Linked DNA regions of Homo sapiens: region 2 is linked to region 1. A link is an interaction called in ENCODE POLR2A ChIA-PET data of the cell type or tissue named here. Cell type or tissue: IMR-90. All regions are shown on one strand.

The links. ChIA-PET counts read pairs that join two places held together with the same protein. Peaks named below come from ENCODE experiments on the same cell type or tissue, not always from the same donor. Only the 100,000 strongest peaks of a DNase experiment are listed, where the experiment ranks them.
Region 2: POLR2A ChIA-PET joins it to region 1 with 21 read pairs; 2 of 35 experiments call an interaction of 5 or more read pairs at or near these places.

What each region holds. Positions count from the first base shown.
Region 1 is chr17:62,632,310-62,634,809 of GRCh38, reverse strand. The region is part of intron 1 of MRC2 (mannose receptor C-type 2); the gene reads right to left. Among named protein-coding and RNA genes, the nearest start is that of MRC2, 5.9 kb to the right of the region's middle. In IMR-90, no CTCF peak of the experiment used is centred here; a DNase peak (open chromatin) is centred at 1,069; H3K27ac peaks cover 1,260 bases.
Region 2 is chr17:62,759,370-62,761,869 of GRCh38, reverse strand. MARCHF10 (membrane associated ring-CH-type finger 10) reads left to right here. Exons shown (of 11, transcript NM_152598.4): 4 at 1,864-2,035. Among named protein-coding and RNA genes, the nearest start is that of MARCHF10, 48 kb to the left of the region's middle. RefSeq lists an enhancer at 1-176. In IMR-90, no CTCF peak of the experiment used is centred here; a DNase peak (open chromatin) is centred at 1,529; H3K27ac peaks cover 812 bases.

The sequences.
Region 1 (2,500 bases):
CCAGAGCAACTCCATCTTTAAAAGGGGCTGGGTAAAACGAGGCTGGGAACTCCTGGGCTGCGTTCCCAAGAGGTTAGGCATTCTAAGCCACAGGATGACACCGGAGGTCAACACAAGACACAGGTCACAAAGACCTTGCTGAAAAAACAGCACGCAGTATAGAAGCCACCCAAATCCCACCAAAACTAAAAGGTGACAAAAGTGATCTCTGGGCTAGGCGTGGTGGCTCACGCCTGTAATCCCAGCACTTTGGGAGGCTGAGGCAGGCAGATCATGAGGTCAGGAGTTCAAGACCAGCCTGGTCAACATGGTAAAATCCCATCTCTACTAAAAGTACAAACATTAGCCACGTGTAGTGGCACATGCCTACAGTCCCAGCTACTTGGGAGGCTGAGGCAGGAGAATTGCTTGAACCTGGGAGGCAGAGGTTGCAGTGAGCCAAGACCACGCCATCGCACTTCAGCCTGGGCAACAGAGTGAGACTCCATCTCAAAAAAAAAAAATGACTTGTGGTCATTCTCACTGCCCATTTTTTTATACACTAATTATAACGCATTGGCATGCTAAAAGATACTCCTATCAGCGCCACGACAGTTTACAAATGTCATGGCAACGTCAAGAAATTACCTTATAGGGTCTAAAAAGGGAAGACTCCCTCAGTTCCGGGAATTGCCCACCCCTTTCCCAGAAAACTCATGAATAATCCACCCCTTGTTTAGCATATCATCAAGAAGTAACAATTGTATAAGCAGCTGAGCCGTCAGTGCTACTCCTCTGCCTATGGAGTAGCCATTCTTTATTCCTTTACTTTCCTATTAAGCCTGCTTTCACTATTCCCTATGGATTCGCCTCAAATTCTTTCTTGCGTGAGTTCCCTCTCTTGGGGTCTGGATTGGACCTCCTTTCTGGTGACAGCTGTAGTTAGGATTTTTTTTTTTTTTTTTTTTTTTTTTTTTTTTTTTTTTTTTTGAGACAGGGTCTCACTCTGTCACTCAGGCTGGAATGCAATGATGCAATCGTGGCTCACTACAGCCTCAACCTCCTGTGCTCAAGCAATCCTCCCATCTCAGCCTGCCCAGTAGCTGGGACTACAGGAATGAGCCAGGACACCCAGCTTTTTTTTTTTTTTTTTCTGTAGTGACTGGGTTTCGTCATGTTGCCCAAGTTGGTCTTGAACTCCTGGGCTCAAGCCAGGATTACAGGCATGGGCCACCGTGTCCAGCAGGATTTTGTATATTGAAGACTGTGTTTTATCATATTTGGGAACCTTGATAGTCATGTTTTCTCTTTTTTTTTTTTTTTTTTTTGAGACGGAGTCCCGCTCTGTTGCCCAGGCTGCAGTGCAGTGGCATGATCTTGGCTCACTGCAATCTCCGCCTCCTGGGTTCAAGCAATTCCCCTGCCTCAGCCTCCTGAGTAGCTGGGACTACAGGCGCCCCCACATCACACCCAGCTAATTTTTTGTATTTTTAGTAGAGATGGGGTTTCACCGTGTTAGCCAGGATGATCTCGATCTCCTGACTTCATGATCCACCCGCCTCGGCCTCCCAAAGTGCTGGGATTACAGGCATGAGCCACCTCACCCACCCTTTCTCTTCTAATAAAAATAGCAATAATTTAGTATTGTTTGCTAAGAAATTATTCTGTGCCCAGTAGTGTACCAGGGACATATCTCATACGTTCATGATCTCATTTGTATGTAATCTTATAATACCTCTACAAGAGGTATTGATTTTTCCCATCTTATAAATGAAGACACTTGAGCCTCTGCCTGAGGTCACATAGCTGGTGAGTGCCATCAATCCTGGTCCCACCGACTCTGTCCCTATTTACATTTCCAGAGGACTGACGGGGGGAAACACTGCCAGCCATGCCCACACTCCTGCCTCATCTACAGGAGGAAGGGGCCACTGCTCAGCCTCGCACCCGGCTGCCTTCAGGGAAGGCTGGGGAAGGCTGAGGAAGGCTGGCTATAGTGTTCCCTACATGTGCCCTCCTGAGGTGATCCCTGGGAAGGAGATAAACAGAGAGGCCACCCATCCAATCTGGGATTTGTCACCATGGGCCATGTCTGTGTGCTTGTCTCTCGTCACCCCAGGTCAGCCCAAGAGGCAGGGACCAGGCTCCCTCAGCGTCCTCCCCAGGATCCTTGAGTCTCGAAGGAAGGGTCACTGGAAGGTGGGAAAGAAGAGGGGAGGGGAGGCACACCAGGCAAAGTGATCGTGCGTGGGCAGAAGCCTGGAGGTGGAGAAAGCTGGGGCAGGACAAGAGACCAGAGGCATGGGGGGCCGGGGAAACTAGGAAGAAGTTGGTCCTTCTTCTACAACAAAAACCAGAGCTGCGGAGGGCAGAATGCACAGTCAGAGAAAGAGAAATCAGGAGGAGTGGGAGGCTGAGGGGAGCAGAGCGCAGGTGGAAGGGTCTGCGCTGTGAGAGTGCAGAGCCAAGAGGCTGGTGCCCAGCGGCGGAAGGAGAGACGAGGGGCCAGGGGGAAGTGCAA
Region 2 (2,500 bases), 130 kb before region 1:
GATGCTCTTCTTGGGACCCAGTTCCAGGACTGTGACTTCCAGGACCCAATTACAATGACATTCTTAGGTGTCATACTTAAAATGTGCCCGCATTTTCTTTTCTGAGAATAGAGAACCTATCTCATGTTCAGAAATGACCTAATGTTTTAGCCAGGCACAGTGGCTCACGCCTATAATCCCAGAACTTTGGGAGGCTGAGATGGGTTGATCACCTAAGGTCAGGAGTTCGAGACCAGCCTGGCCAACATAACGAAACCCCGTCTCTACTAAAAATACAAAAATTAGCCGGGTATGATGGTGGGTGCCTGTAATCCCAGCTACTCAGGAGGCTGAGGCAGGAGAATTGCTTGAACCCGAGAGGCGGAGGTTGCAGTGAGCCAAGGTGGCACCATTTCACTCCAGCCTGGGCAATAAGAGTGAAACTTTGTCTCAAAAAAAAGAAAAAAAGAAAAAAGAAATGACCTAATGTTTCATCTTTGACATTTCAGAGTTATTTGCAAGGATTTCAATTAAATAGCAAAATCGAAAAGGAAAGGGGAGAACAGTCAGTTTGTTGTGTCTTGTGCTTTTCTGGTTCTTTTATCTGAGGGTGGTCTGTTTTCTGAAATTGTGCGGAGAAACAAGAATTATTTGTTTGAAGGCTGTATCCAAACTCTAAATTTAAAATATGATTCATCATCTTGGAGCATAATGATGTGTCCACCTGTAGATTTATGTAGACTTCTTTACAGAAGACTGACAAGTAGAGGACTTTTTTAGAATTTAGTTTGTCTTACATCACACCCAATAATTCAAAGCTACTCAGAGTATTTTCCTGAGTCAGGAGCCTGTGAAATGAAAATGCCACAACTGACAGGGAGAACGGTGAGCAAGATCAATACAAATTGCAACAGTTGGGGAGGTACCAGGGATGTTAATTTAGCATTCTATGCCTGCAAAAGACCACATTTTCACAGGACTTTCCAACACTGGACTAATGTGCAATGGAGGAGAGAGCTTAGTGCCCCCCTCCACCCCCACCGCAACGACCCCCCAGGGTCGGGGAAGGGGGAACCTAGTGATTTATTTGTTGCAGAATGGATAGCCTAGCAAGTCATACCAACACCAGGACCTAAAGCCATCAGGCTGTACTTAAATCACCTTTAAGACCAGGTTTCTGATATTTATATTGTTTTCATCCTTTCTTTGGTGGGTGTAAGTGTGGCCAAGTATAAAGCTGTTCCATGCCTGGATAATTTTTATTGCGTCGGCATGGCTGTGTTGAGATATTCTGACACAGCAGGAATCATGATTTGTCCATGCATAGATTTATACTGACTTCTTTATAGAAGAGTGACAAGGAGGGGACTTTTTAAAAGATTAGTCTGTCTCGTGTTGCACCCAGTAACGCAGAGTATTGAAACTGAGGTCTGATTTAATCTGCCTCCGTCACACTATCTACATTTCCTTTTCATTGTCAAATGTATGATTAACATAAGGAACATTTTTTCTTCTAGCCTATCTCCAAAGTAGTTCAAATAACAAACAATAAGAAGTTTAAAAGCACATGCGCTATTTATCTGTCATCAAATTACTTAAGGGTCAGAAATGCATTCTTTTCATAACGTTCTACAAAACACACTCACAGAAAAATGCATTCTTTCATAATGTTCTACAAAACAGACTCACTAACTCTGCCATTATTTCTAAGTTGCTCTGCCCAGTCCATCTGAATCTCTCTGGTGAACGGGCGTGTTGACCTGGCAGAAGACTCTAGGATTATTGCTGGAGAGGGTCACTGCATTTGCCTCATTTCTGTTTTCTCTGCCTAACAAAGTTGACCTACTTGGCCACTGAGACTCAGACGTATTTCATTTTTGGTAGAGTTCTAGTGAGGAGGATGCTCTAACTGAACCAAGGTCATCTATCAAGATATCTGCATTTAAGTGTGACTCCAAACTTCCAGCAATTGACCAAACATCAGTCAAGCAGAAACATAAAAGTACCATGACTGTAAGGAAAGCAGAGAAAGTGGACCCCAGCGAACCCTCTCCAGGTGAGTGGCTGGCTTATTGAAATTCATCAGATCTAAAATCCCGGTATTAAAAATAACAACAACAGGCCGAGCACGGTGGCTCACGCCTGTAATCCCAGCACTTTGAGAGGCTGAGGCCGGCGGATCACTTGAGGTCAGGAGTCCAAGACCAGCCTGGCCAGCGTGGTGAAATCCTGTCTCTACTAAAAATACAAAAATTAAACAGGTATAATCCTGTAATCCCAGCTACTCGGGAGGCTGAGGCAGGAGAATCGCTTGAACCCGGGAGGTGGAGGTTGCAGTAAGCCAAGATGGCACCACTGCACTTCAGCCTGGGCAACAGAGCAAGACCCCGCCTCAAAAATAAATAAGTATAACAACAACAATCAAATTGATGGTATTGGTTAAACCTAGTGTTTTCTGAATGGCTAATTCAGGTTTCGAAAGGCCAGTGATCCTATGCAAACAGTAACATTAATTTCAGAG